Linked DNA regions of Mus musculus: all the other regions are linked to region 3. Evidence: chromatin loops called from intact Hi-C (ENCODE). Cell type or tissue: left cerebral cortex. All regions are shown on one strand. Each heading gives the region's core, and the rest is flanking DNA. Links, peaks and the distances in the headings are about the cores only.

Evidence for each region. Hi-C counts contacts between places; a loop is a spot of excess contacts. Peaks named below come from ENCODE experiments on the same cell type or tissue, not always from the same donor. Only the 100,000 strongest peaks of a DNase experiment are listed, where the experiment ranks them.
Region 1: it touches region 3 in a loop (2.5-fold over the local background); 3 of 42 quality-filtered maps call a loop at or near these places.
Region 2: it touches region 3 in a loop (2.2-fold over the local background); 3 of 42 quality-filtered maps call a loop at or near these places.
Region 4: it touches region 3 in a loop (4-fold over the local background); 23 of 42 quality-filtered maps call a loop at or near these places.
Region 5: a loop joins it to region 3, with 6 times the contacts of the local background. A loop is called at or near these places in 16 of 42 quality-filtered maps.
Region 6: it touches region 3 in a loop (5-fold over the local background); 19 of 42 quality-filtered maps call a loop at or near these places.

What each region holds. Positions count from the first base shown.
Region 1 is chr14:78,933,188-78,938,378 of GRCm38, forward strand. Vwa8 (von Willebrand factor A domain containing 8) reads left to right here. Exons shown (of 45, transcript NM_027906.1): 6 at 479-643; 7 at 1,407-1,456; 8 at 1,996-2,104; 9 at 3,918-4,022. Among named protein-coding and RNA genes, the nearest start is that of Vwa8, 87 kb to the left of the region's middle. In left cerebral cortex, for the core only: no CTCF peak of the experiment used is centred there; a DNase peak (open chromatin) is centred at 3,335.
Region 2 is chr14:78,939,130-78,944,320 of GRCm38, forward strand. The region is part of intron 9 of Vwa8 (von Willebrand factor A domain containing 8); the gene reads left to right. Among named protein-coding and RNA genes, the nearest start is that of Vwa8, 93 kb to the left of the region's middle. In left cerebral cortex, for the core only: no CTCF peak of the experiment used is centred there; DNase peaks (open chromatin) are centred at 2,211 and 2,816; H3K27ac peaks cover 2,025 bases.
Region 3 is chr14:78,846,582-78,851,772 of GRCm38, forward strand. Vwa8 (von Willebrand factor A domain containing 8) reads left to right here and starts at 2,597. Exons shown (of 45, transcript NM_027906.1): 1 at 2,597-2,862. The coding sequence starts at 2,703. In left cerebral cortex, for the core only: a CTCF peak has its summit at 2,945; DNase peaks (open chromatin) are centred at 2,150, 2,480, 2,949, 3,152 and 2 more places; H3K4me3 peaks cover 1,652 bases; H3K27ac peaks cover 1,836 bases.
Region 4 is chr14:78,665,973-78,671,163 of GRCm38, forward strand. All of the region lies in intron 2 of Dgkh (diacylglycerol kinase, eta), which reads right to left. Among named protein-coding and RNA genes, the nearest start is that of Gm30716, 18 kb to the left of the region's middle. In left cerebral cortex, for the core only: CTCF peaks have their summits at 2,489 (motif pointing right) and 4,198; DNase peaks (open chromatin) are centred at 2,513 and 4,281.
Region 5 is chr14:78,727,270-78,732,460 of GRCm38, forward strand. Dgkh (diacylglycerol kinase, eta) reads right to left here. Exons shown (of 30, transcript NM_001081336.2): 1 at 5,089-5,191. The coding sequence starts at 5,148. Among named protein-coding and RNA genes, the nearest start is that of Dgkh, 2.9 kb to the right of the region's middle. In left cerebral cortex, for the core only: a CTCF peak has its summit at 4,201; DNase peaks (open chromatin) are centred at 2,694, 3,154 and 4,193; H3K4me3 peaks cover 1,303 bases; H3K27ac peaks cover 618 bases.
Region 6 is chr14:79,104,357-79,109,547 of GRCm38, forward strand. All of the region lies in intron 37 of Vwa8 (von Willebrand factor A domain containing 8), which reads left to right. Gm30970 (a long non-coding RNA gene) reads right to left here. Exons shown (of 2, transcript XR_383637.4): 2 at 241-2,881. Among named protein-coding and RNA genes, the nearest start is that of Gm30970, 28 kb to the right of the region's middle. In left cerebral cortex, for the core only: CTCF peaks have their summits at 2,733 (motif pointing left) and 2,935; a DNase peak (open chromatin) is centred at 2,710; H3K27ac peaks cover 170 bases.

The DNA of each region.
Region 1 (5,191 bases), core at 1,096-5,095, 87 kb after region 3:
TGCCTTAATAGAAGTACACCTATCAATGCAATTCTCTGTTTAAGGTCTATGGGCAGCCTCGACTCCGGTGATAAGTCTGTTCTAGGTCTAGCTTTTTGGTAATATATCGGCCCTCTCCTTTTGTGTTATGGACTAGAGCGTGGCAGTCTGTCTCAGACTCCTTTGTTCCTAGGTATGTGGGCTATCTTTCCCTCCTAACAGCATAGTCTTCATCCTGGGTGTGCTGGGCTAGCTTTTCCTCCTAACAGCACCGTCTTCAGGCTGTGAGCCTTCCTTGGCATTGGGTCCTCATTTGTTTTGCTGCGTTCCACAACAGCTTGCTTTTGAGAGAGTTCTCAGACCCTCCTGTAACAGCACTCAGGGTCTGACTCTGTCTGTCTTGGCAGCTCTTGCCTTTGAAGTCTGTGTCACTGGCTCTGCTCTGGCAGCTGCAGCCTGCAGCACTTCTGCTGTGGTGTTTGATCTCTCACTTTCCTAGGATCACACTAAAGAGGAGCTGGACGCGTGGAAGATTGTCCGAGTCAGTGAGAATTTCCGAGTGATTGCCTTGGGCTTGCCAGTGCCCAGGTACTCTGGGAATCCATTAGACCCCCCTCTCCGGTCTCGATTTCAAGCCAGAGATATCTATTTTCTACCCTTTCAGGTAAGTATGCCAAGGACATAGTGCTAGAGTGGTTTTTTTGTTGTTGTTGTTGTTGTTGTTGTTTTGTTTTGTTTTGTTTAATCTATACTAAGACATTAAATTCTATATCAGCGTTAGTATTTGGGGTTTTTTTATTTATTTTTGGTTTGTTTGGTTTTTTTGTTTGTTTGTTTGTTTGTTTGTTTTTGGTTTTTTGGGGTTTTTTTTTTTTTTTGGTTTTTTGGTTTTTTTTTAGACAGGCTTTCTCTGTTTAGACCTGGCTGTCCTGGAACTCACTCTGTAGACCAGGCTGTCCTGGAACTCAGAAATCCACCTGCCTCTGCCTCCCAAGTGCTGGGATTAAAGATGTGCACCACCACTGCCTGGCTTTATTTTTGTTTTTATTTTATTCTATGTGTATGAATGTTTTGCCTATATGTATGTCTATGTGACCCACTCATGTGTTTAGTGCCTGTGGAGGCTAAAAGAAGGCATTTGATCTCTTGGAACTGAAATTATAGACAGTTGTGAGTCACCATGTGGTTGCTGGGAATTGAACTCAGGACCTCTGGAAGAACAGCCAGTGCTCTTAACTGCTGAGCCATCTCTCTAGTACCCCTGACTGTTTTTATGTTTAATGGGTACCTTTACCTTTATTAAATAGATTGTATCATGAACTACTGCAAATTACAGCATTTCTTAAAAGTTTGGTTTAGTTATAAAGCGTTTGTGTTTCATCTGTTGTATTCATTATTAATTGGTTGCATATGTTTCTGCTATTTAGGACCAACTAAAACTATTGTATTCAGTTGGAGCCAATGTTTCTGCTGAGAAGTAAGTATAGTTTATGATTAAACATTTAATTTGTTTAAAAATTAAATTTGTTGTTGTTAAGCTAAAAAAAAAGTTGCTTAACAGTTTAGTTTGTTGAGTCTTTATAGAGGCTTCACAAAGACACGCAAGTTGAAATGAGTCCAAAAGTATGAGTCGGCCTTTGCAGACAGACGAGAGTAAAGCAAGATGCGAAGGATTTCAGCAGAGTGGGGACTTGAGAGCGGTGCTTTCTCCTCAGCGTTCAAACACTTTCAGTACCTACACCTTAGCTTTCAGCTTTAGGAAGGTGGGGATGATGCTCACATGAGGGATTTAGACCAGGTTGTGTAATCCTCACATATTGTGATAGATTAGAGGAAACATCTAGATAGCCAATCAGTTTCTGAATTTTTAATGGGATATTACATGAACCATTGTTCTTTAAGAATTCATAGTACATTTCATGTTTCTTAGATTAATGAAATCAGTCTACTTTAGCTGCAATGTACATTTCCCATGTTAAAGTTATTCAAACACAATTTGAACATTGTCCCTTCTAGGATTTCTCAGCTCTTGTCCTTTGCGACAACCCTCTGCTCCCAAGAATCCTCTACGCTTGGGCTTCCAGACTTTCCCTTAGATAGTTTGCCAGAGGCAGTTCAAATCCTGGTAAGTATAAAATAATCAAACGTCAGAGACATATATTCAAATGTGGCAAAGGCAGATTGAAGCTTATCATTGGAGCTTGGTTACTTGAGTTGTCATTTTCTTCTATAAAAGGCCTGAGATGGATGTGCGCACTGGAACAAACTGCAGACCCCAGAGGCATGCTTGGTCTCTGGGGAGCTTTCAGGTTTGAAGGGAGAGATAGAAATGCAGCCTTCTGGAGCTTCCAGGGGATAGACAGCTTCAGCTGGTCAAACAATAGCTACACCTTAGGGAAAGAGATGGCTAAGCAGACCCAGCAAGGCAGCTGAGCTTTCCTGCCCTAGCTCCAGGAGTCACTGTTAGTGGCTATTCTAAAGCACACAGGTTTCCAGGTGCTGGCAGGTCTCCCAACCTGTGAAAAAAGATGGTTCCAGTAGCCTGTATTTGCAAGACTTTTATAAGTCTGAGAAGGGAGAAGAAGCTGGGCACATGTAGAGAGCATAAGAGCAGACCTGAATACATTTGCAGGGAGCACAGTTAGTTTCCCAAAGCATGTGGCGTCCTGTCTGGAATGATGGGAAAGCCTTCAGGGCAGAGGGCACATACAGAATGTTCAGCCACAGATGGGCCTGGAATGTTTGCAGAATGAGAACTAAGTGTTTGTGGTAGAGACAGGGGTTAGGACCTACCGTGAGCTATTTTGTTGATGAGTAAGCCTGCTTGGGTTTTATGGGGAGGGAGGAATGGCCCTCCTGAGGTTGTGAAGTAGATGGAGTGTGATGTGATCATTTTGACGTTAATGGAGATCCTGGTTCACAGCAGTGGATGGAGGAGGCTGCTGAAGTGGGACCCTGAGGACCAGGAAGCCAGCATCTGAAATCAGACTCTTCAGCCTGGTGCTTCCCCAGGGTTTGCTGGTAGTCAGACAGTTTGCTTTCCTGTCTATTGTTTACATTGTTGTGTACACCCGGCCTACTTCTTGGTTACTAAATTTTATATATCTCTTTTTATTTTTCCTCAGTAATTTTTACTTTGAAAATTCTCTAAACTGAAAAAAAAAGTTTAAAAATAGCAAAGCAACACTCACAATCTCCAATTAGAAGCCCTGTTGTTAACAACTTGCCACCCCTGCTTGCACATGTACCCTGCCACCTCCAGTTTTTTCTGAGCTACTGGAAGGTAAAGGCAGTATTTTCTTAAAGAATTGGAGCACCTGTATGTCCAGAACATGGCTCCCACGCTTGATAGCTCGTTTACAGTGATTCAGGAGAAGTATCTAATAGGCAGCCCACACAGGATCTTGTGTTTGCTCGTGGCAGTAAGTAACTCCCTGAATGGTGTGAACAGACTTGAGTGCAGTGCGATTTGGGTGAAGAATTTGAGGCTAATGAACACTTTCTAACTTTGAACTTATAATTGTGAGGCTTGATGGATGTAGATGAGATTAATTCAGATTAGTATTAAAGGATGGAAATGTGCTTCGAGTGACTCAGCGGGGGAGATGTGTGCTCTTGCAGGTGTGTCCTATCTAGATACTGGAGGGTCCTATGTCAGATAGCCGACGGCTTTGATTAGAACTCCTGAACGAGGCCAGAACTAGATAAAGAAGCCCGGGGACCAGGGATACAGGAAAGGTGGGAGCGTGTGGCTCTCTCAGGGAGATCACACAGGACAGGAAGAGAAGAAGGCTCTGCGTATTTACATTGCTGCAAGATGCTTTCTTTCTGCTGGGGAAATGCAGCACCTCGAGTACGGCATGTACATTCAGGATGCACCGTCTGTGGCGGACCGCCCGAGCTGTTGCTGACCTCTATATGTGTCTGCTCCTAAACAGGACTCCTTTCCCATGATGTCGATTGAACATGCACTCCAGTGGGTGTATCCTTACACTCTTTTACTCGGACACGAGGGGAAGATGGCCGTGGAGGGTGTTTTAAAAGTGAGTATCTGCTTTCCCTTCCTCTCTGTCCTCCTCATTTCACCGTCCTTTCCATCTTCCTATTTTTCCTGTACTCCTCTTAATTTTCCTTACATATCCTTTTTCTTTGTCTTCCTTTTTCTCTTCTTTCGAGAAAGCAGTTGATGCCAATAACAAGAAAGCAATGGTGGGAAGCAAACACTCAGGTGTGGGTGTGGCTGGGAGATTTGTTATATGGGGGCAAATAAACGTACAGCTGAGCAAAGGAATGATATGTCCACTGCAGTGGGAGTTATATATCTCACTGCTGAAGAAAGATTGTGAACTTGGCAGAGGAAGACATGAAAGGACCCTGAGGTTCTGGATTAGAAATGGGGATATGAACATGACTCGTGTTGCTTTTCAGTGCACTCGTATCAGAATTGTTTCTCCTGGCAAGATGTGAACAAGTGTCTTCTTGCCCCACATGGAGCACACAGAGCATAGTAAGGAAGTAATTCCACCCAAGTCTAGTTTGGTGCATCAGGGAGTTTCAGCTAGGCTACCTTACAGGAGCCAGGAGAGTTTACAGTTGGCTAGACTGTGTATTCAGGGTGGGTTCTGTGGGTCTAGTGCATGGCCTTGTGAAAGCCTGTGTGCTGCTGCCTGAGACATGCTCATACACTGCCTTGTGAACGTGCTCTCCCTTCCACCAGGAAAGCGCAGTGGGCATTCTTGTGGAAGTCTTACGTTGGTAAACACAGCAGCTCTGATTTCAGTATAACAGTGGCTGTGTCATGGCCAGAGGATAACATTACCCAATGTGTATGAAAATGTGTGTGTGTGTTTACACATTTTCTAGCTCTGTGGCCTAACAGAGCCTAGAAGCTGTGATCACAGCAAGTGCCTGAAAGTCTAAATTCCATGTCTGCTAATGGGACCTAATTCCTGAGAATCAGGGCTGAACCAAAGATTTGGTCAAGAAATAGAAGATGAGATCAAGGAGGTTTTCAGTAAATGATGTCAGCATATCAAAGCCACAGGAGAATTTATTGACTTGAATATTAAAAGTAAACAGTAACTGATGATAATACATTGTATAAAATAGGTATCCATCCTATTAAAAAATTTAAATATGGAGGACAAGCAACTCTCTTTGTTACTGTAAAATGTGTGCCAACAAATATGGGAGAAATTATATAAATTAAAAA
Region 2 (5,191 bases), core at 215-4,214, 92 kb after region 3:
CTTCAAAATAAAAATTGTAAAAATATCTAACATTTAAAAATTTAAGAACAAATATGTAATGTAAAAAGAAGTTTAAATTTACAACATATTTATAGCCTAGAATGCATTTTTACAATTATGTAGAGTTTATACAGTTTTGAAATGGTTTTTAATATCTTCCCTGGTGTAGTTTTACTATTAAATTTATGTTTTTATTTTTGTCCTCAGTTGCTAATTCTTGGAACTTGCTTTTCTTTTAAAATATTTATGGCATCCTTTTTTTTTTTTTTAATTGTATAGTTACAAATGCCGAGTTCCAAAAGGCTAAAAATACCTTGTGATGTTTTGTTAGTGTATATTTATGTGTTGATATTCAGTAGAAAATTATTGGCTTACTAATTAGCTCCCTCTTGGAAAGACAGTTTGTTTTTCTTTCACATCTGGCTAAAGATGTAGATTTCTCTGTAGTAGTTAGAACGTAAATACTGTCTAGGACCTCCATTATCTGAAGGCCAGGATTTGACAGCCTTAAGTATTCTTCAGGGTCTTGTTTAGGCAACCATATTTGTTGAGATTTCATGGTTGCAGCAACCAGGTCATGACTTTGAAGTTATCGTGTAGCAATAGGCATCCTGGTTCTTACAGTCTTTCCTCCCCCTCCTCCATGATGATCTCTGAGCCTTAGATGTATGGGTTGCATTGTAGATGCACTGCCTGGGGCTGAGCAGGTGCCATAAAGTCATTTATTCTCTTCTTTTTGTCCAGTCTTGGATCTCTAGTAGCTTCTATCTGCTGCAAAAGGAATCTTTGATGAAGGGCAAGAACTACACTCATCTGTTTGTTACTAGTATTTAGAATATAGTTAGAAATTATCTTGGTTTAGGAAAATGGCAAGAACAAGTTATTCTACTGTGACTTCTCCAGCTATGGGTAGTTGGCTAAGTTTATAGTACCAAGTATGAATTTTTACTTAATGGGCATTTAAGTTCAAATCGACAGCTAATAGTCACCCCCACAACAAAAGTGCCACTACATTGTACCACTGGGGATACCTTGCTGGAACAGTTCTATGGTCCATAGGCTTTAGAGCTGGATAGGGTAGTTGATTCTTCTCCCTTGGTAGCTTGCGTAGTTAGCACTTTCAGATATTATGAATGCTAGTTCTCAGGGAAAAGGCTTCAGGGTGAATTCCAGACCAATTTCTCCCAGTCTTGTATTTGAAGTATGTGGTGTTTCCATACTAGGGTCTTACTTTTAAGTTCTGGAAGGCCCCAAGGACAATGGCAACAGCCTATATTGTTTGGGAACCTCTGGGACCTCCCTGACCAACAACTAAAATGGAAGTTTCCTATGTTTGGGGAGTTTGTTAGTCTACGGCTGTTGGGGAGCATTATAACTCTCTGTGGCCTAATTTCACTTAAACCCCACTCCCACATACGTATGTAAGTATTATATACATGTTTCTAAGTAAGTTTATAAAAATGTTCTCATGTGGCTTTTTCAGACATCCTCAGGGGTCTTTATCCCCCTTACACCTCTATGCTGCTGTCCTTCCTTACCCTCTCATAGATCCTTTCTCTCTCCATTTCTCTTATGCACTGTGTCCTGCTACCGTTCTTGACGGTTTGAGTGATGATGCTTTCCATAGGTCCATGTGCTCCTTAGTGGAACTGTGTGGTGAGGATTAGGAGGTGGGGCCTTGTTGGAGGAGGTGTTTCATTGGGTTTCGAAGACTCAAGGCATTCCCAGTCAGCTCTCTGCCTCCTACTTGTGGCTCCAGCTGTCTGATACCATATCTTTGCTCTCTTATCATAGACTCTAACACTTTGGGAGTGCCAGCCTCAAAGGAACCCTTCTTTGTGTAAGTGCCTTGCTACGATGTTTTGTCATAGCAATGGAAGCTTAAGACACCATGTTTCTAGATGTCCTTCTCCCTGCCTCCATTTCTACTTTCCTGGTTTCTGTGGCTACACCAGGAGTTGGATTTCTCAAGAATGCTGTTTCTCTTAGCTTTGCCCTTCTTTTGGTCTTCATGATAAGGGAAGCAGAAATTGGGTTATTGGTTCATATTACAAACAGAAATCTTCTAACTTTGATAGTAGGTGTTGGAATTACTTTGCTAAGAGAAGAAAAAGTGTGACTGTGTTTGTCACCTTAATTATCTCACCTGAAGGTTGAATCACAGCCGTAGCTCGCCTGACCTAAGGAGCTGTTGCGCACAGTGATGTTCTTTACACGTGAGTACTGAATGTCCTGTTTTAGCAGTGGAGCAGACTGCACACTGCTGTAGCTCTGCATCTGTTTTAGGGCACTCTGATGTATTTGCCACCTTAAATCTCTCTCTCTCATTTTTTCAAGGCATATCTTAAGCTAATGCTTATGTCTGAACAATATCCTCAAATAGTTTTGATAGAAAATGTGAAAATTAGTGAACTTCATTAAATTCAGAAAGGATTATAATAAAGGAGTGGACATATCTGTTCTAATAGAACAAATCAAGAAGGGATTTATATTCTTTCATAGATATCATAAAAATTAATGAGTAGTTGCATTTGAATTTTAATGTAATCATTTAATTAGACTAGACTTTAAAGAAAAACCTATTACCCACTGAAAATGCAGCCAGCTAAAACTCAGAATACTTTTCCTGTTTCTAGACCAGCTATAGAAATGGCTGGAATGACTTCAGTCCCCAGATGGTGCTTGTCACATGATGCTCCTGTTCTTAAAACATCTCTGTAGCCATGGAATCACGTCTAGCTTTAGTTAAGACTCTGAAAGAAAATACTTTCATTCTCATCTTGCCATGCTTTGAGAATGGTATGCTTGCCGGCAGTTTAGTAACAGATGCATCCAAGCTTCTTAGAACGTGTCTTGGCTCTCAGCCCCACTTAAGTAGGGCTCCGTCATAACAATGACTAAATTAGTATGTTCCCTGGGAGATTCAGGAAGGCTGTGCCACTCTTGTTCATTGATGATATAGTCTGAACCACCTCTCTCTCTTCGTGAAACTTGGAAAGATCTTGCATTTAGTGTTTTTGTCTAGTTCAACAAACATTAATTGAGCATTCATTATTTGGCAAATAGTTGTCTACGTAGTGAATTCTAGAGATGCAGAAACAGATGCTATCTGATCGCGTCTCTGGAGAGTACACCGTCTGGTTAGGGCAGCAGACACTCCAACAACATTTTATATGGTGATTTTCTAACACTGTGGCTTAAAAAGGAATGGCTCTGGTAAAAGCAATGGTTCGGAGATAGCAGGCATGCAGTAGGCATAGGTGGGATGAGAGACATTAGCTGGTAACAGTTAGCATGAGGGGAGACTGAGCACAAGTGAGAGGTCAAGAGAAATGAAGCCCACTCGGACGAGCTGCCGATGCTGCCAGTTAACGTGAGGAGGGGACACAGCTCCTCACAGGGCTCTCTCTGACTTAGCGCTTTCTAGCAGCTTTTAAACTCTAGTTCTATTTCTAGAGCTATTTTAATATTAAAGATAACTGCTTGGTGCTGGTGCAGACACTGAGTCCAGGTGAGGCCTGATCAGGGGGGTCTTGGCAGGAGATTTCCAGGCAGCAAATGCAGTTTGCTGTTTTGGGATCCCATGTCTGTCTCTACTGGGCTTTGGGACCCCTTGCCCATGTCAGCACAGTGTTCGAGGAATAAAAAGGGTAAATGCTTAGGAATCTTTAGTGTATAAGTGTTAGTTGAATTCATGGGGAATTATTTAATAGGTTCTGGGAGCAAGAAGAAAAGAAAAAAGAAAAACTGGATATTGAATTCTGGAAACAGCCACATTTAAGGATTAAGATGAGAACTCTGCAGTATTGGGGAGAAAGCTGAGGAAAATCAGCCATGGGACTGTTATATTAACCTGGTCGAGAGATTGTGGGGGCTTTGGCTAGCCATGAGGTTGGTAAGAGGCAAATGCATTTAGGTTGTTTGGAGGTAGAGTCAATATGATTTCCTAAAGACCTGAATACAGGGCTCAGTCAAGGAATCAAGGATAATTATAAGCTTTACAGATTGTGGGATTTTTTTGATCAAGTTGAGAATGGAATGGCTGTAGAAAAATCAAGATCCCATGTTTGAGCATATTTGATGTGCTTGTTAGATATCCACATGGAGAGTCAAAGGGGCTGTGGCAGGCACAGGTCAGCATTTCATAGATTCACAAGAGAAAAACCAGGAGTTATGAAAATAGATGATTTCTAAAATTATTTATCTGGATATGATAGAATTTTTTTTAATAAGGAAATATACCTAAGTCCTCCTGGAAACATGAAACAAGGATTCCGTTCCATGATGATTTTGGTATCCAATCAACTGTGAGCACATTATGTTCTCACATTAACAGATGTGAGCACTGTGTCTCATCAGTCCAGGATTAGTAAATGTTTCAATGTTTTTCTCTCTCTGCTCCTCACAAAAACATAGCCTGTATTCTATTGCATAGGTTTGACATATTAATAATAAACTCAGAGTTACCAATAATAACTCGGTGTCAAATTAGGAAAAGGAATCAAAGTGCTTCTCCTTGGTGCTATTAAATTGAGAGCAAGCCCAGATTTGGATTCTCGGCTTCTCTTCTACCCATGTCTTCCATTGTCCCTTTCTGTCTGTTGTATGAGTTGGAATCTCTGCCTGCTTAAATGCTCTCTTGTGAATTTGTCCCTGTCTCTGTGTGTGCCCATGTGTGTCTTCAACAAAGGACTTTCCTCTCCCACTTATTAAACAGTACAGACAGCATAACATGGGGGGGAGGGGATTGGAGAATATTTTACAGAGATCTTTAACTGTTTTATAAGGGATGAAGTCATTGATTCCATCTGACCCTAGCTCACCCTAGCTCACAGTTTACAAACATCATTGTTAATAGACTTACTAACTTATAGCCATGTGGTATTCCGAATTTGTGATGGATATGCACTTGATAAAGCCACTTTCACCCTATTTTCTGTTCCCACCAGATGGTTATCATAACACATATACAAACACATGTATTACCTTAGGCCAGGGATGTGGAAAAGTTCATAATTTATGATTATGGCAAAGCATTAGCTTAAGTTGTAGAAGTTAATCACATAGGAAATCCAAAGCAAATAAGGTTGTTCTCTTAAAGATAAAACAGGCTGAGTACACAATAAGATAGAAGTCACAAATGATCCCAAGGTATGTTATTTATACTTGGTTGTGAGGTTCTTCTAAAGTA
Region 3 (5,191 bases), core at 590-4,589:
CACACATCAGTCTGTGTACATGTGTTGGTATGCCTGCTTTCTGCATTTGATGTGATTTCATTGTCTAACAGTAAATGGCTGAATGTGCTACAGTGTCTCAATCTATGCCATGCTGTAGTAGGCAAGCCTGTGGGTGCATTTTCTTAATCAGTGATTGATGTGTGAGGCCCACACGGGTAAGGCCTCCCCTGGGCTGGTGGTCCTGGGGTTTGTAAGAAAACAGGCTGAGGAAGTCAGGGGAAGGAAATGAATAAGCAACATCATGGCCTCTGAATCAGCTCCTGCCTCTGGGCTCCTGTCCTATTTGAGTTCCTGTCCTGACTTCCCTCAGTGACCTATGATAGTTACCTGGAAGTGTAAGCTGAAAAAAATCCTCCCCCACATCACCCCTGCAAACTCTCTTCTGGTGATGGTGTTTCACCAGAGAAATAGTAACTCTAACTGAAATAGTTAGGTAATAGTACCTCCTATTTGTGAATTGTGTCAAATAAGATTGTTAATTAAAGTGTTTAGCACAATCTCATGACATAGAGTATGTGCTCTGCATGAGTCAAGTCTCCCTAGAACAGGATGAATTGAATGAATATATGTTTCACAAAGGTGTTTAGTTTCCCCAGTAGGAACTGGGAAATCCAATATTGGTTGTCTGTACATTAGAGAGGTGGAGAACCTGGTAGCTGCATAGTCCACAAGGCTGGGTTCTTCAGCATTCTCTGCTGGTGGTGGAGGTTTCGAGGTCTCCTTTCAAGCCACTTCGTCTTCAGTCTCTGTTTGAGAATTGGATTCTCATGGCAGTGAATTATGATCCTCATCAGCCAGAGGCAGAGACAGGCAAGCAAGAGAAAGGCTTTTCCCTCCAACTCTTTCTTTTTAAGTTTCCTCAGGAAGGTACTGCACATGCTGGGTGGGAGAGTCTTCCCCTTTGAATTACTGCTTCCTTGAAATGCCCTCATAGACAGGTCAGAGCCTTGTCTTTTAGTCAAATCCAGACCTAATCTACTTGACTGTAACAATGGTCAACTATCTCAGGCTCAAAGGAGGAAAAGCAATTTGTAAATTTCTATGCTGCTTGCATGTTTGCCATTAACCCAATTCACATAGGGATTAAAAAAGAAAAGAAAAGGAAAAAAAGAACAACAACAACAACAACAAAAAGAAAATAAAAAGAGGATATGACTCCTCCTGGGTAAGAGGGTGGAGAAGGTGCATTATAGATGTGAGGGAGAAAACACAGAGGCAGAGGCATCTATCTGGCAGGGTTCAGAGTGAAAATGAACACCTGAGTGAGGGTGGTGTGTGTGTGTGTGTGTGTGTGTGTGTGTAGAGGGGAAGCTGGGAGAGGAGAGAGCCAGGATCCAGGAAGCCAGACCAGGAGACCAAAAGAGGACCAGAGTAGTCAAAGAGGCTGGATTGTAGATGGAAGAGCAGCTTGGGGGAAAGATAGTACTGCCTCTGGGTTGGAGAGTTCAGAGTAGGGGACTGAGTGCCTCTACCAGGAGGATCCTGTAACAGGTGGGAATGGAGAGATAGGAGGAGGATCTAGTGGCTAGTACCAGCTTTGATGTGTTAACAGGGACCTCTGTTAGCTTTTATCTGTTAACTGGCACCTCCTATAGCTGGTTGTCTCAGATTTGAGGCCTAACAGGTGTGGTTGTGAAATAGTGAGAATCTATCCATGTAATAATTATGCTGTTTTGACATCTTTAATGTTCACTCCTTTATTTTCGATTTCTCCAAACTAGTTTAAATTATTTCTCTGCCACCTCCATTTACTTCTAAGTTTAGTTCCTCGGGAAGTTTAAGTGCCTGGGAGGTGGGTGCTTAATATGGATGTAAGATACAGGTAGGTCTAGAATTGGCAAGGCCATTCTCTGAGAGCCAGGCCTGCATCTTGTTTGTTTGATTTCATTGTGCAGAACTTCATTAAAACTTTTTGCTTTGGTTAATTCACTCTTGACATTTTGGGGAGGCAGCCTAATTACATTAGACTTTGTTTGCTTTATGGAAGACTGCTGCTGCTTTTGGAATGCATGGTAGGGAGGGAGCCTTAGTCAAGTGTCCTACTTTTTCCTCACTAAAGACATAAATTATGTTTATATAACCCTTGCCTTGTAGCCTGACTGGATCCTTCTGGTAGTTGAACGTTTTTTCATTCACCATTATAGTGTAACATTTCCTCTTGCAGTTTAGAAGATGATAAAACAGGAGCGGCAAAGGAAGGCTAAACTGAAGCTTTCAATGCCTGTGGTGTGGAAACCCTGGGAAGATGACAACGAATTAAAATAGGTGAAGTTCCAGAATCTCTTGAATATTTTCTCCATTCTGAAAAAAGATCCGAAGCAGTATCGAGGGGAAAGCCCACAGTGCATCATAACACAGTAGGCTAGCAGCCAAGAAAGAAACAGGGCATACGCTCAACTGTGCTAAAGGTCTTTGGCATCTCCCCAGCTCCGGGCGTCCCTGGGGCGACCACGCCTGGGGCGGCGCGCCGGGCTCCGGTAGCCGATCCTACCGGCTGGCGCTCGGCCTGCCCTCCGCCCCGGGCCGGGCCCATCCCGCAGAGCCCGGCGAGCCGGGGGAAGGAGTTTCCGGCGGACCCGCCTCCCTGCCGCTTCCTGTCCCGCTCGCCGATCGCCTCCTGCCCGGTCCAGGGACTGTGCTTGTCCGAAGCCCCTGGAGGTCCCACGCATGCCTCCTGCACCATGCAGTCACGCCTCCTCCTCCTAGGAGCCCCGGGCGGCCTTGGGGACGTGGCCTCCCGGCGAGTGCGGCTGCTCTTGCGGCAGGTGTTGCGGGGCAGGCCGGGCGGGGACCAGCAGCGGCTGGAGGTCAGGCTGCTGCACTCTGGGGCGACCGACTCAGGTAACTGGGCCCTCCGCCTTCGCTGCCGCTGCCCTCGCTGCTTTGTGATGTGGGGCAAGGCGCTGGCGCCCCCTGGGCTCCACTCTGAAACCTTAGGGGTCCGGACTAAGGTCTCTGATGCCTAGGAACACAGTTTTCTCCCACTGGAGATTTTTGTACAAGAATCCTCACGTAGACTCTAGGACACTGAGAGGTTTATGCTGCAGCCTTTGGGGGCTGTTAAGACTCGTGCTTGACCTTGACCTTTGACTCCCGAGGGCTTGGTTTTGTGTCATGAGCCAAGTAGGGCTCGTGATGGCATAGACACGTGTACAATCTTGCTGGAGAACCTGTGCCCATGTTCCTTCCCAATTTTAACAGAAGACTCGGTTTCAAGCACTCTTAGAACTGAAAGTCATCGCTTTAGTTAAAACCCTATACTATAGTCGGAATGAATGAGTCCCAAAAAAGAGGGAAACAAAAAAAAAAAGTGCCTCGCTGAGGATCACAAGGTGAAATTGCGATTCAAAACTTGCCTGTCCTCGATTATAGCTTCTAGAGCATGTACTTGCTTTCCACTCTGTTACTCAGTTTTCATCTGCGTGACAACATTAAAACACACACACACACACACACACACACACACACACACACACACACACACACAGAGCAGCCTAAAACAAGGGAAGATTTCTTGGCTGGAAGTTACAGATGTTTCAGTGTATGCTTAATACTTTAATCACTGTGGCCTGTGGTGAGGCAGAAATTCGTGATGACAAGAGGACTTAGCAGAGGGAAGCTGCTCTCTCAGGGAGGCAGAGAGAGAGGAATCGGGGATAAGACCTACTTTTCAAAGAATCTACTTTGTCTCACTAGGTTCACCTCCTTGTGTGTGTCATCTCCAGATAGTATCATCTCATCTAATAAATCCATCATTTCACCAGTCCAGATGATAATACACTCTTATCAGAGAAGGCAGATGTCAAGGGTAGAATGTGGTACAATCTGACAGGCTTTGAGGTTGAGCAGTTTTGGGTAGACTCCGTTTGTTTGTTTGTTTGTTTGTTTGTTTATTTATTTATTTATTTATACTCTCTAGCTAACTATAAGAGCCATGAGTCAGCAGATAGAACATTTAATTGAAAAGAGGTTTTTAAAAAAATGAAAAAAAATTTGTTTTGTACTGATATGCCTCACTACAACAAGGGGCACTGAAACTGAGAACTTGTGTATTCACCAGAGACCTGGGCACATGTAAGAGCCCTCATGACAGAGTGAAAGATTAACTCTTGGCTATCCAGACTCCTAAGGTTAGGGCTTTCAAGGTGAGAGCGGCACAGTTGGAACCAGAGGTCATACACAGGCCACAGCCGTAGCACAGAAAGCAGCAGGCTGTGATGGATGAGTGTGGATGCTGGGAAGACTCTCAGTTGTACTCCAGCACGTGACCAGACTCCCTTTGTCCTCTGTTGTCACTGCTTCCTAGCAGTGTGACGGGAGAACAAAGTACATGAAAAACAAACTCAAGTTGTAGACTTTGCTTCTCCCGAACTGTATGCCTGTTTGTCTTGTCTGCACGGTCCTTTGGTGCCTGTCATCACTGGGTACCTAACAAGCGTTCGGTGGCTTACTGGGTCAAAGTTCATGGAGACTGTTTTTGTGAGAGGCTGCAATTGCTTTGCTGGCTTTCATGATAGTATACCTTTACTAAGCTTGATATGAAGGGGGAAGAGGCCATTTATGTAAACAGTAAAAAAGAAGTTGGGCAACTTTAATCCCAGTACTGTGAGTTGAAGATCAGCCTGGTCTATAACAGTTCCTGCATAGCCAGCTCTATGTAGAAAGAATCTGTCTAAAAAAAAAAGCTTAAACCAAACCACCCCAAACAAACCAACAGACTCTCACAGCTCCTGCTTAGCATCCCTTTCCGTCGGATGGGGTAGAACCTATAACTTGTAAATTCTTTATCTGTATGCTTTAATTAGTAGGAGTGGTATCTCAAGGTTTTAGAAACAAATGGTCAGTCAGCAAGGAGGTTATCACTCCACAGCATAGTTGATGGATCACTGTGACATCATCATAGATGGGGCCAGCTGGCTCAGTAGGACTGGATCTCAGAAACTGACGAGCTTGGAGACAGTTCTCTCAACCCGTGGCTCTCCTTCACCACTGTTCCATGTTCTGTAGATTTCACAGCCTTTTCCTTATGGTGTCGCTGTGTGAAACAGATCTGTTTATACAGACAGTAAAATGTTCCTGCATAAGCTGTTTTTTATTTAGAAAATTGAGAAATGAATCCTGTAAAACAGCCCTCAACACATCAATCAATAATCATCAGTTTTTTATATTG
Region 4 (5,191 bases), core at 850-4,849, 180 kb before region 3:
AAGGGATGGTTTTGTGTAGGGCCCCTATGCTTGCACACTGGGGATCAGACCTCTACCTTCACCCATGAGGCTTGCTTGCAGCAATTAAGATCTGGCCATAGGTTAATTAATATCCTGGCCTTTTGATGCACCTGCCACAAGCAAAACACAATCTCCCCAGGAGTGGCTTGGCATGATTGAGAGGTAGTCAGTGATAAGACTCCCTGGACATGTCACCAACCTAAGACAGGGATCAAACCAATGCTGTTTGTCACCCAAGGACGGGTAAGGGGCATGGCTGCGGGGGGCTATCTACAGACATTCTCTCTGCCAAAAAAGAAAAAAGGGGGAATTGTGGGGAGCGGGTGTGGCGGCAGTCCCAAAGGCGCCAGGGACTGCAGCTAAGTCATATGACTTGCACCTGACTTCCTCATATAAGACACAAACATCTTGAGTGCTGCGCAGGTGTACCAGGATACAGGTGAATCCAATTTGGTGGAGATTTGCCCCTGCTGCCCTGATTAGCTGAAGCTGCGTGCCTGGTGAGGTGGCGTGGCCTGCTGTGCGTGGATGGGACCTGAGAGTATAAAAGAGTGAGAGGCCCAGGGCTCGGGGGAGATATAAAAACAAGGGAGATATAAACAAGAAGAATCAGGACTGAATAAACTGCTGTTAGAAGGACTGGTGGTCACGTCGTTCTTGCTGGTCGAGAGCGGGCGCGACAATCCCAAAGCCTGCTTCCCACACCCAGCAGACAAAGATGTCCACTTGGACACACAGTAAGAGCCCAGCACTGCCACCCAAAGCCAGTGGTGGCACTAGCCAGATCCAACCCAGAACACTTCTTTCCTTCCAATGCTGAGTTAACTTTTTAAAATCAAATAGCAACAAAGCTGAAGAGGAAGGACCGCAGTGTGAACCGTGAGGGGTAACTGTGTCCCAGCTCATAGGAGAGAAAGCATTCAAAGAAGTTTCTGGAAACAATACTTAATGAAACTAGAGTGGGGGAGGATAAGGTACATCATCATTTACAGTATCACAAGCATCTCCCTGCTTTTTAAGCCCTACATTTTGGTGCAGTGTGCTCAAACCGTTTTGTGTATCAGAACAATCTGAGGCGCTTTCCCAACGGTAAATGGCCAGACACTCTGACCCACATAAGGGCCAGCTCAGGTTTCCTGCCCAGGATATCAGCTAGGATTCCTACAGCTCTGTGTAACCGAGTTCAAAAGCCAGAGGCAGACAACATGAATTTACAGAATAAAATTCATGTTCAAAATAGTCTTGCTTTATGCATATAAAAACATTTTTTATTCTCTCTCTCTTCGTGTGTGTGTGTGTGTATGCTTTCTTTTTTTTCCATTTTTATTAGGTATTTAGCTCATTTACATTTCCAATGCTATACCAAAAGTCCCCCATACCCACCCACCCCCACTCCCCTACCCGCCCACTCCCCCTTTTTGGCCCTGGCGTTCCCCTGTACTGGGGCATATAAAGTTTGCGTGTCCAATGGGCCTCTCTTTCCAGTGATGGCCGACTAGGCCATCTTTTGATACATATGCAGCTAGAGTCAAGAGCTCCGGGGTACTGGTTAGTTCATAATGTTGTTCCACCTATAGGGTTGCAGATCCCTTTAGCTCCTTGGGTACTTTCTCTAGCTCCTCCATTGGGAGCCTAAAAACATTTTTAATTCATTTGAAATAACTGCTTACTTTTACACACACATCAATGTACACCGTCTCATTCTGGTTCTTTGGAATGTCTGTGATGTCAGGGAGCTGTAGCCTGGCCACTTATAACAGTGGGTCCCTCCAAATGCGGCTCACACAGGTGACGCAGGGAGGCAAAGCAAGTGGGGCCCTGCAGCTGCTCCACAGGGCTTCCTGGCTATGGGAATTCCTATGACTGCATCTCTATTTAAGGAAAAAGTTCAACTTGCAAAACACAAGCATAGTATACCTTAGGCTGAACCAACACTGGGCTGAGGAGTGGGGTACACCTACCCAATACTGAAACACGAGGAAGCTCAAGAAAGCAGGATGAAGAGAGCCTCCCAGCATCTAGGGGACTCCACCCACCTCTACGTAGATCCAAAGAACCCCCATCATTTTGTATGCAACACTGGAAACTGTTAAGATATCTGTGCTTAAATGCAAATTAATATGTTCTAAAGCAAAACGATAGTGACTGTATAATATAGTCTAATTACCCTTTATACAAAATGCCCAGTAATTTCTAATATATTATTTTACTTACACTGGTTTATAATTTTCTTTTCTTAAGAAAAGGCATAAAGGTAAAATCAGATGGAAAGTAATTATATTCTGTGAATACTTATTTAACCCCTAAGATGTTCATTCTGCTCTTAGTATGTATCTTCTCCATAGAGGTTCATGAGCATAAATTTCTAATTAGAGAGATAAAACTGCATTGAGAAGGTACAAAGTGTCCATATCTCTTATAAACATCCTCTTTCCTACTTTACAACGAGCTGCAAGAGATCACCACTAGGTGGCAGTGGTGTTACACTAATGCTCAGTCCTGCCTTGGGAAGATGGTGACCTTTTTTCTGTTATGTAAATCCTTGTCTGCGCTTTATGGATAGCGTGAGGGAACTGTCATAAAGGTGATAAAACCTCGGCTGGGTGTGGTGACGCACACCTTTAATCCCAGCACTTGGGAAGCAGAGGCAGGCAGATCTCTGAGTTCGAGGCCAGCCTGGTCTACATAGCAAGTTCCAGGTTTGTCAGTACTACACACGGGCCTGTTTTTAAAAAGAAAAACTCTCCTTCTAATTCTGAATTAAATTCTTCTTTATCAAACGCCCCTACTTATTTCTAAGAATAATCCTTTTTCCCACACATGACATTTTGATGTAACCGCTTTCCCATGTGGCCACCATGATAAAGCTGTTTTGATGGGGGCATGTTGATGGGGCCTAAAATTAACTACTGAACACTGTCAACTTTTTAACTAGTAACTCATGTGCTAAACAGATGACTCCGCACCTTTCCTGGCCCTCAGTAAACCTGGCACTCACCATGCTCCCAGGTCTAGTTCAGGGCTACGGAGGGGTTTGGGGTCACTGGGGTGGCCAAGAACAGGACAGAAAAGAATGAAGTGCAACGGAGACGATGGACAGACCACACACAGCACCGGGAGTCACATGCTACCATTCATATGGATGTCAGGAAGAGCCAGTCCTCTTTGTGTGTGTGTGTGTGTGTGTGTGTGTGTGTGTGTGTGTGTGTGTGTGTGTGTGTGTGATTTCTGGAATTTTAGTCATGTATTTCAATATTCTCAAGGTTTCTAGTTCTTCCCCAAGAGAATATCTAGGTCCTGATGACACAGGGATACTCATTTAGACATCTGCCAGCTCTCTGAATTCAGAGTCACATGGACTAATTTACACACAAATACACACACGGTGCCAGAAAATTCACTCAGAGATGATTTGCACGGGCAATATTTATACCCAAAAAAGATAAGCCAGTTTGTTTTGTTTTTAAGTAATGTAATTTCAAACACACACACACACACACACACACACACACACACACACACACACACACGGCACACATCCCACAATAGAAACGCATTTGATTGTCCTCTGTATTTAAGATGGGACAGAGGAAGAATCAGAGATGGAAGTCTGAGCAAATTACTGGATTAAGCTGCAGTAAACCCACCCAGGCCCCCACCACAGAGTGTAGATTGTTGACAGCAACATGTTCCCTTACCTGGATCCATCCCTGGTGGACTGGTACGTTTTATGTCAGCTTGTCATGAGAGTCTCCCAAGAGGAAAATCTCAATTGAGGAAAAGCTTCCATAAGATCTGGCTATAAGCAAGCCTGTAGGGCATTTTCTTAATTAGTGATTGATGGGAAAGGTCCAGCCTACTGTGGGTAGTGGCCTCCCTGGACTGTGGTCCTGGGTTCTATAAGAAAGCAGGCTGAGCAAGCCATGGGGAGAAAGTCAGTAAGCGGCCCCCCTCCATGGCCTCTGTGTCAGCTCCTGCCTCCAGGTTCCTGCCTTGAATTAGTTCCTGTCCTGACTTTTTCTTCAGCGATGGACTAAGACATGGTTCTCAACCCATGAGCTGAGTCTCCTTTGGATGCTTGAATGACCCTCTCACAGGGGTCACCTAAGACCGTCGGAAAACATATCTACAATTCATAACAGCAATGAGAATCATGTTATGGCTGGGGCTCACCACATGGGGAGCTGTATTACAGGGTTGCAGCATTAGGAAGGTTGGGAGCCATTGGACCACGATGTTAAAGCATCAAGCGAATAAACACTTTCCTCCTTAGCTGGCCTGTGGTCACGCCGTTTCTTTACAGCAATAGAAATCCTAACGCGGACAGCCGTCTTCTGCCACTCCCACTTGGGGACCTTTGCCTACTACTCCATCACTGTCCAGAGGAAACTTAGCCCCTGTGCTACTTCTCTACAGTGGCCTCATCTCCAGCTTTACAGCCACGCAGTCATTTTGTTAACGGACAGAGGTGCAGAATTCTGACCCCAGCTGGCTGTGGAGACCTTGAGCGAATCGATGACTCTGAACCTGGACCTTCTCTTCTTACGGATAATATCAACAACCACCACCACTAGCACATGGAGGTGCTGCTGAGTCCTAAGTGTGTTTCCTTGGTCTCTGCATCCTGAGCACACACTGCTGTCCTGACAGCGCAGAACCCTTTCTTGGGTCTTCGACAATCATTCCCTCTCCATCCACTTTCCTTCCTCTTCGTAAGTATTATCCAAAATAAAGTAAAAACCTTGACACTGCCCCATGTTGCAAGCCAATGCTCCCTTCTATCCCAGCAAGCCTAGGAAAGGCAGATGCTCCGCTGTCCTGTCTGTCACCTGTCACCTCACAGCACAAGTGTGCTGTGACTGCTCGCTGTCCTCTCCACTTTAAGGGAATACTCTTCATTGGCCATTTCCAATTATAGCCTGTGTGCAAATCTAAGTGAACTCCCTCCACGACAGCTCCAATCATCTCCTCTAAATATCTATGCATGCACAACTCCCAAAATAAGTTCCTGGCTTTACTCATAATTTTCACTGTCTGCACACCACCACCTGGCACTGCTGGCCCACCTTAGACTCAACAAGCACTTTTTATCCCATGTACTGTAGGTCTCAGGCTAGCAGAAAGCGCAGGCTTCAGAAGGTCTCAACTCTAATTCCAAGCTTCCTGTAAC
Region 5 (5,191 bases), core at 561-4,560, 120 kb before region 3:
CCAGCTCCTAAGGCCTGTAACTTTGAAAAGCAAAGCCAATCTAAGCCAGTTCCTGCTAAGTAAATGACTGCAACTCTACAGCATCTGCAGCTGTAGAGGAAACCCAGGATGGGTGGAAATACTGTGTAGGCAAAGAAAGGAAAGCTGCCTCATTTCCCACTAAAGGCAGCTCAGGGGAAAACCCTGTTGGAAGACCATCGCTTCTGAGAAACTTTCAAGGAATCACCAATTTAAAATAGTATCTGACCTACTAACTGCTTCTCCTCCTAGTTAAAAGCATTCAAAATGGTTATCTGACCTAAGTGAAATGCCCTTGCCTTTTCTTTGTTCAGTTTCTTTGTTTTGAGGTAGTCCCCTAGCACGCCTCAGTCCCAATCTGACTTGGAATCTATGGCAGGTCTCTTGCATCAGCCTCTATTTCTTGAAATGGCTATTACAATTTCAAATACATGGCATATTGTCTCATTTGGTTTATAAAAAGTTCCTTGACTCTTTCTTTAGTGTTTTAGATTTTCAAATAATTTCTCCCCTGCTGCTCACGAATTCCTTTTTATTACTATTACTTTGAGATCTTCGTTGGTGAGCTGTAGTAGTGCACACCTTTGGTTACAGAATTCCAGAGGCAGAGGCCGATAGGCCTCTGAAATGTAAGGCCAGCCTGGGCTATACAATGAAACTTCCAGGTAGAACATATCACTAATCTTGTTGAAAGCTTGCAATGTTGGAGTTTGAGGTATGAGTGCTGCCAAGATGGAAGCCAGTCTGGGCTACATTGTAACAGGCCCACAAGGGCTACACAGCAAGATCTTGTTTCAAACAAACAAACAAAAGCAGCAAAGAGTCTTGGCCATACAGTCTATAGATGCTACAGTCAGGGTTAAACAGAAAGGAGTAAAGCTGACCCTCCAGTCAGTTTTCTACTTAATAAGGTGCCATACCCCCCCCCCAAAAAAGTACAAGAGACATAAGCCAAAGCTGACTAAAACTTTATGAACACTCTATTACTACTTACAGGTATTGTGAACTAATCAACTGCTCACAACAAGCAGAATCATGAGTCACTCAAAGTGTCTAATCCCATGTTCTACGGTTCTACCTTCAATTGTGATAGAACTTAAGAGTTATGTGTCATATCTTGAAAACCATGAGTGGGTACTTGAGAAGCCATGGTCCAGGGCTCATGTTCCTGATCAGTCCAGAACCAAAGGACTACAGATGGAACCAGCACAGACTGGAAGGCTGCCCTGGCAGCAATATGGAACTGATTCTGCAATCACTATGTATTCCATAGTCAGAAATTAACATTCAAAAAGTTTGCCCTGTGTCAATTTTCTTAGTTGTTACTTAGATAACAAATTATTCCATGAGCAACAGTGCTGTTGATTACAGGAACTTACTGTGGTCCTAGCCCACAAGGCCAAAGCCTCTCACCATCCAGGCAGAAAGTGGAACTGTACAACCTTTCGCTTGTATTGTGGGCTTTTTGCTTTGAAACACTTCCCTTTCTAAGTGTCCATTAATTCTGGACTGATAACTGGTATACTGCCAACAGCTAATGCCAACAGGTATAGAACCATTTGAAAATAAAAACCAAGTTTAGGGAATGAAGTATAGTCAAGCCTCTCTCCACTTAAGGTATTTTGTAAATACTCCCACATTTTTAAACTGAGCTAGAATTGTAACTACCTATCTGCTACCCACTCCCACCCAAGATTAAGGACTGCTTTGCTAAATATCTTCCTACCCGCTCATTCCCAACAGCAAAACGCTTTGATTCTCCTTACTTATTTACTTTAGTGGTGCTAGGGCAAGCCTTGCACTGGCATGTGCTCTGTCCCAAATCTACATCCCAGCCCTCATTCTTTTCTTCTCTTGTCTCTGGATACAGAGTCTCAATATATAGTTTATGCTGGCTCCACAATCTGGGCCCTCCTTCCTCACCTAATTGTGTGAATACAGGTGTGCAGCACCACACCCAATTCCCCAAATACTTTTTGGGCTAAAATTTAGATTATGCCTATATTCACTAACATTGGACTACATTCCAAAGCTAGCACCAAAGAAAACCAAGAAACTTACTATGCTAGCAAGTATCTTCTTTAGGCTCAAGATTTAGCCCGAATAATGTTAAATAAAGCTAATGTGTATCCAAATTTAGCTAATTAACTTAATTTCACCCCCTCACAGACAGAATGTCAGGAAGTCCCAAAAAATCCCTTTTCTCCACATGAATCTCCAAGGAATCTTTTGTTTTTGTCTCTGAATAGGAGAAATCGGGCCATCATGGTTTAGGCTCCATCAGGAGAGAGAGAGAAACAGAGAGAGACAGAGAGAGACAGAGAGACAGAGAGAAAGAGAAACACCAAATTCTTGCATGCATGTTGCCACATGCCATAACAACACAGTAATCCCATTTAGTCAAGTTTGTATGGTAAAATATTAAATTACCTATATTTAAATTTTAAGAAAGTTAAAAACAAAACAAACAAACAAAAAAACCTCAGAACTGGGATCCCAGTGAAAACAGGTTTGCTTTCTTTGCTGTTGTTTCATTTTGTTTTAAGAGAGGAAGGATTTATTTTGGCTCAGAGGATAAATGTATCTTGATGGGAAAGGCATGGAGCTGGGGCTCTAGCTGTGGTTGCCAGAGCATGTATCAGCTGCTTGTTCTGTGCCACCTACTAGGAAGCAATGGGGGGAGGGGACACACACAGGTCCTGAAAATGAGAGTCTCTGAGCACACAGAGTCTGGGCTTCAAGAAAGCTGTGATTCTACTGTTTAGATCTTCTCTTCTCTCTCTCTCTCTCTCTCTCTCTCTCTCTCTCTCTCTCTCTCTCTCTCTCTGTGTGTGTGTGTGTGTGTGTGTGTGTGTGAGACAGACAGACAGACAGACACTGTGGCTCCTTAAAGTTATATAGACTAGCAATTAATGTTCTAAGTATAGCATGCCGCATGATGGTCATATAGGTTCATTTTGAAGGAAACCAGAACTCACTCCATTCAGATTCTTGAGCTCACTGAATCAAAGTTAAAGACCCTGATTTTTGAGAACTTAATGATGCCTTGTATTCTGCTGAAGCAACAGCAGGGCATGAAGTTTCAGGCCTGCCTGGCCTACCGAGAAAATCCCACAGCAGCCTGTCCTACAGTGTGACGCTCTGTCCCAAACAGAAACAACAGGGATTCGGATGGACCCAGTGTTCCTTCAAAACATATTTAGATTAAAACGTCAACCCCGTTGCTCTCCAAGCCAGAAATATTTAACATTTAAAGCTGTTTCCTCTAATGCATTCTTGCTTTCTCTTGAGTACACTCCTCTTTTAGTCGTTCAGGTAACTCAACTTTCTTAAGTAGTTATATAAAGCGTTTGAAAAATCCTTAAATATTGTAGTCATTACACAAAGTTCTGAATAAAATCACTCATGAGAACTTTTTATGACACACACTTGAATAGATGTCAACCTTCAGCTATAAAGTAAGGTTCTTGGGGACAAAGCTTGTCTGAGAGTTAACAGCTTGCCCAACAATCTCAGAACACGATAGGTGTTGGATAAGAATATCTGCTGAACTAATAAAATGCCTTAGCCACTTACATACGCCAAGTTTTGAAGAGTTCAACATTTAGCCACTGCTCCTGCTCCATCTCGCTTCTCTGTGAAGGTTTTAGCTTTAAACGTTCATGTGGCGAGACTAGCACTGAAGATTTTCTAGGAGAATAAGAAAGCACTCTGTTTCTTAGCACTTTGGAGAAGAAAGCCGGAGGTTCTCTAATTTTCTAACTGCGGTGAAGTCCTAGCATTCAGCACCCAAAAAGCACTACACATGACTTGGAGCTTCCCGCTGTAAGTGGTGGAAGCTGATAGGATTTTATTTAGTAAAGTTCAAAACAGGTCGCTGGATTTCATTCCCAATGATCTTAAATGTCAAGACTGAATGAATTGTATTTTTAACCAAGAATAGCTTACTCCCTAATGATGATCGCAATAGAACACGAACAGATGGGCTACCTAACGTGCAAACTCACAAAAGCAAAAGCAGTTGCAGATGGATCAAAGTCGAAGGACACTCCTGAAAGGTCAGGAAGCAGGAGGCAGCGAATCGTACCCTGGCAAACCGGCTGGAAGTCTATGGGTAAGAAAAGGAGAAGCAAGCCTGGCACCTGACCTACAAGCTCTCAACAGGCAGAGGGCCCGCCTGAGCAGACTCAGGAAGTCCCTGGGAAAACATCATCAGAACAGCACCGCAGCAAGGATGAAGCCAGAAATTTTGGACCAGGCTTTTGAGACGGTTCACAACGTCAATCAAAAAGGACTAAGAAATACGTAGATAGGGTATGCAGAGCCAAAATTCATTGCCCACTCAAGATTACAAGGGTCTACGCAGGACGGGGATTCCTGGGAGGAATCCCTGAAGGGATGGATGGATAACAGACGGCTCAGTTTGAGGTGCAAGAAATAAGTTAAAGGAGTTTAGGGAATAAATCCAAAGACCTCGACTCTTCTCACACGCAACACTCTGAGCCCCTAAAGTGACTCAATCTACGCGTGGCGTGTGCTGTGAGATCCAGGCGAAAGCGAAGTTAGCCGGTGGCTGGATCCCGGTCCAGGTCCCCTGACCCTCGGAACTGTTCAGGGCAGCCGCGGCCACTCGAGTCGGAGGCGTGGCTCTGGGCTTCTGGCAGCCACCAGCCTCCACAGGCGGCGGTCCTTGGGAACCTGCGTGCCCAGGTGACTGCCAGGGCGCGGTCAAGAGGTGAGCCCCGTCTCCTCCCGGCGCCACCCGCTGACCGCGCAACCCCGTCGCCTCCACTCCCCGGGCCGCCGCGCCACACTCGGGAATGAAGTGCAAAGTTGGGAAAAGGATGAAGCGCGGAAACGGTCCTCTAAGGACCGTCGCCAGAGGCCGACCGGACAAAGGCGCTTCGGGCGGCGAGCAAGGAGGAGCCCGGGCGCCGGAGGAAGCGCTGCCCCGGCTGGGAAGCAGCTGGGGACCTCATCCCGGACCGCTTCCTGAACGGAACATGGGCCGGGAGGGGGAGGCAGGGAGCAAGGACAAGCGGGAGGGGTGGGCGCGGGCGCGGTACCCACCGGTTCCTCCCAGGCCGGGCTCTGGGCTCCAAGCACGGGGCGCACGTGCTGAGGCTCCATCGCGCCGGCCCGCGCCCGCTGGCCGCCGGGGCGCACGGACACC
Region 6 (5,191 bases), core at 812-4,811, 260 kb after region 3:
AAATATCACTGTTATGTAGCAAACAGAAAGGTAGTCTCCAAAACTAGTTAGTTGGATAACTAATTAATTAGTGAACAGAAAGAAGGGTGAGTGGGTTGCTGCCTTGTCACTCTGCAAACCTCCATTAGCAAGGGAAGGCATTACCCTGTATCATTCCTTCAGTAATAGACTAATAATTACTATTTCATATGATTTTCCTTAAAAGAGGTGTAAGTGTCTTTGTGAGTGGATGGATGATACAGTGTTGTCTTAGAATTTTGTTTTTTCTTTTTTTTTTTTTTTTAGCTTACAGGAATGTTTTTAAAATCTCAAACCAAAATAGGCTACTGACTTCCAATTCTTTTGAAGACACATAAACATATTAGTTTAATTAAGTTAAGACAAAAGCATTGCCTAAAACAATGTTGGTAAGTCAGTAGCTCTATTGCAGCAGCAAGATGGCCCCTGTGCATCCACCGTGCTCAGGGATTTTTATGGAACCTGTTACTTGTGGTTCTCTTCAGAACTATTCCAAACGGTAGCATTCCCTCTATTTGAACCAGTTTTCCTTCACTTCTGTTTTCACTGATGCCTAGCAGTAAATACTATTGTGTTTGAACTTCAAATATGTTCTTTAAATTTCTCATATAATGTGGAGCTCAAAGGTCATGCTTTACCTGTGGTCGGGATGTGAATGGGTGTGGTGGAGCACACTTGTTATTTGAAGGATGCATGCCTGTAACCCCAGCACTTGTTATGTGAAGGAAGACAATCATAAAGTCAAGACCTGCCTGAACTACATAGTGAGTTCTGGATAATCCAGGCTCCATAGCAGGACCCTGTCTCGTCTCTAAAGTATAAAAGGGAAAGAAAACGGGGCTGGGCGTGGCAGTGCACATCTTTAATCCAGCACCTGGGAGGCAAAGGTAGGCAGAACTCTGCATTCAAGGCCAGCTTGGTCTACAGGGCAAGTTCCAAGACAGCCAGGGTTACACAGAGAAAAAAACAAAAACAAAGGAGAGGAAGGGAGGGAGGGAGAGAAGGACGGAGGGAGGGGAAAAGGAGAGAGAGGAGAGGGAAGGAAAAGAAAATATCGGTGACCTAAATTAAGCCTCTTATTTCTTTTTCTGAAAGAATCTTTACTTACAATTTTAATAATGGTTCTTGGCTGTTTAAAACATAGCCCATCTCTCTGTGCTTTAATCTGCAGCTCTTTCAGTCCCAGGGCTTTTCTGGACATATTAAGAACCTTTGCTGTCCCGGCTCCCTACTTTACTAATGGGTACACACAATTGATGTCTTCTTTTCTGCTCTGTCTTGTCTAAGCTGAATGACACTGGTAACTGAAGCTAGATAGTTAAGCTATCTAACTTAAGACCATCGCCTATGGCTACATCCGAGACCCCAGTGGTGGCCCTGTCTCTCTGGACTTTGTGAAGAATGGAGAGTATGCCTTGGAGAGAATGGGGGTCACCTATGCTGCCCAGGTTCACCTGAAGTCTCCCTTTGACCCTGACAACAAGCGGGTGAAGGGAATCTATTGATAGGATGCAGGTGGAGGCTAAAACTGCTCAGGCCACTGGCAACGGCCACGCTCCCCACACTGCCTGCAGACTCCTGCACTGCACACACAGCCTTGTGTCCTGAGACCCAGGACAAAGCACAGACTTCCCCACCCTTAGCCTTGACAAGGAAGGGAACTGAGACAGGGAGCAGGAAGATTTGGTGGCAGGCTGCACACACTCTTTACCGGGTTGTTCCAGGTAGTTTGGGGCCACAAACTTGAGCGTCTCATCCATGAGGATCACAGGCAAGGAGATTTTCAGCACCATCAGCCACTGGGTCAGATTCAGCGGTGTGATCTGGAAAATGAGTGGCAAAGGTACCACGTAGAGGATCAAGAAGTGAAGTGACATGGACAAGCAGATGGAGCCCACGAGCCAGATATTCTCCCAGGGGGGCATCCTCAGCAAAGACTGGTTTTCAGACAAGCTGTTGAGGGCATTACACATCTCTATGGTTACTAGAACAGAAAGTGCCATTGTCATTGGATATGGGGACTCAAAGCAAACGAGCAAAATTATCTCAAGGACAACCAAAATATTATTATATGAACTTCCTCTAATCAAGTGTTTCTCAGAAATGTATAGCTTCATGTCCTCAGCTCAAAGTTCAGCAAGCAGACATAAGACACACTTAGTAATAAAGCAATACAAATTGGAACTAAGTGGTGTTTTGATGGGGAAACTCCCATGCCAGCATGCTGCTTTTACTCCATTGTCCCTCGATCTGTGGGATGGACAGGAAGTGTGCGCACTTGGACCATCAGGTAGAAAAACAACTTGAGAGTGTGCATCCTCAGGCTAAGTGGCCACAGTGAATTCTCAAAGTAGTCTACCACTGTTTGTGGCTTTTGGTCAAATTCCTTGGTAAATAATGAGGCAGAATACTAGTTGCTCTATTTAGGCCCACTCTGTTGTGATTCACAAGTAGACTGTACAGCCAAGTCTAAGAGTCGTTGCCAGTAATAAGAAGTAAGGCTTGTCCTCTACAGTTCCCTTCCTCGTCAACCTGCAAGCTGCGTCATCAGTGGACTCTTCACTCAGAAGGGTTCTGCTCCTGGTTTTGGAGCCTGGGAAATCTGTCTTACAGAAGTAGCGGGGAAAGATACCTAGTTCCTATTGCCCTACTTCTGGGTGCCAGCAGCTTTCCTCCGACTCTGGTGAAGTGCCCGCATCGCCATCTAGTGGCGATCAGGTATACTACACATTATTGAAATGAATGCTCACCTTTGTACGCCAGCACTTGGGAAGTCAGCCTTCTGCTTGGGAGATTTCCACAGTCCCTTGTGTGGCTTCTGTTGGGTAGTGGAAGCTCCTTTATTTAGGTCAGCAGTGATGGCCTGGAAAACAATCTTTCAAGCCATCTGCTTCATCTTTCCGTGATTCTTCTGAGTATAGCAGACTGACTGTCCTCAGACACACAGACAATTAGCTGCGCTGTCCTTGCTGTCTTTGCTGCCTCCTGCTGTCAAGCAGCATTAGCTTAGAAGACAGACTTGTTTGAGTTTTCGTTAGTGAATTCCCCGCTATATTTTCAAATGATAACACAGGGAGAGCTTACTGAACTCTTTGTATAACTTATGTTCATTAATTTGACACTCTGACGAAGAATATGCATTTTTCCTATAGTTAGAACAACTATAACAATAAATTCAAGTATCACTACAACTGGAGTCCCTAGACTCGAGAGTTATTACTTTTAGTCTATATTTTTAAAACCATGGGCTATTATAAGCCAAAACTCACCTAGTTATATTCTCAATGTTGCTTCATTTTTTTATTGTATTACATTTTTATTCTTCTAAACAATTCTATTAAATATACTCCATTTTCCTCAAAAAATCAAATCTGCAAAGCTGTCAATGACTGTTCTCATGAGAAAAGGTTGACCGATAGTAGCTTCAGATGTCACTTTCTAATAGCAGCAGGAAGTTCAGAAAGCAGACCCCATATGGCACTGCTGGAGTCTGAAGAGTGCTCACTTAACCGTGAACTTTAAAATGGATGGACTGTCCTGAGTCATCACTGCACGGGACTAGAACACACATGCGCAGCAGTCAGGACTGTGCTCAGTACACACGGGAGGCACACACTCGGTGTTGAGACAGCAAGAGATGCCCAGAAAAAAGCACAGAAGAAAGACACTCTGGGACTATGAATACATGTAGTTTATTGTATATAGATAGGTGCGTTTCTGTTGCTGTGATAAAATACCCCGACCAGGGCAACTTACGAAAGAAAGTGTTCAACTGGGCTCATGGTTCTGGAGGGTTAGGGTCCCCGAGAGCAGGAACAGCTGACCACTCACATCTAAGCCACAGCAGGAGCTGTGACACTGGGGGTGGCTGGAAGCTCTTTAAACCTCAAAGCCCAGCCCCAGTGGCACACTTCCTCCAACGACATCACACCTCCCAATCCTTCCCAAACAGTTCCACCACTTGTGCATGTGCCTGTGTGGAACACTCTCACCCAAACGCCAATGGCTACCTAATGGTTGGCAGATTTGTTTGTTTGTTTTTAGTGAGGAAAAGCTAATGCAAGTCTATCTTCTTTTTTATCTTATGTTTACTGCTTAAAACAATTTTTCAATTTAAATTTATTTTGATCATGTTTTCCCCTCCCCAAGTCCTTCTAGATCTTTTCCCCCCTTGAGTTTTTTCTCAAGACAAACAAAAGCCAGTGCAGCAACAAAATCCTCCAGTCCAGGAAAACAAAATAAAACACTACCCAAACAGAAAAGACTCACCAAACTGTAAACCAAGTAAAAAGTACATGTCTACACACACACACACACACACACACACACACACACACACACACACAGAGTGGATTCTATTATATGTTGGTCAACTACTCCTCATCATGAGGCCTGAGGACCTGGAGTGAATGATATACCCAATGTCTCAGAAAAAAAAAAAACCAAAAACAAAAACAAAAAACGGATTTTCCCGCCAGCAGGTGTAAGTGACAGTTCTGTTGTCAATGGTTGGCCATTTCTAGCCATTAGCTCAGTAGTTTTGCAGTTTTAAGAGTTCAGTTGGACAAGAAAGCCTATTTTCAGATATAATTGCTACTCTTCTATTTAAACTTAACTTTTTCCCAATATCCAAGCAGCTATCTTAAGATCTTTTAGTGATATACAGTGCTCTGTTCAGTTTTCAAAGAAAGCATGGTCCACTTATTCTTTGTTCTTTGCTTTGGCCAATAACTCTGGAGACAGGCTGCTTCCGTGTGTCACTGTTACAGAATGCTTCAAGCCTTGTGTGATTGTTGTTGTGAAATGTAAATCGGCAATAGCAGGAGCTGGGAGTTCTGGGCAGCCAGTGCTGAAGTGCTGAGGCATCCCCTGAACAATCTTGCCACTCAAAAGGCTTAGTATAAAAGAAAGTTTATTGTCAGGGAAAGAGTGGGGATCAGGGACCTGGAAATGGGTAGAGGCAGAGAAGGGACAGAGAAGGACAGAAATTGAGAAACAAGGGGAGGAGAGAGAGAGAGAGAGAGAGAGAGAGAAAGAGAGAGAGAGAGAGAGAGAAAGAGAGAGGCAGAGAGAGGCAGAGAGAGGCAGAGAGAGGCAGAGAGAGGCAGAGAGAGGCAGAGGGGCTGGGCTAGCAGGCAGTCCTGTTTATGGGCACCTGGTTCACACCTGGCAG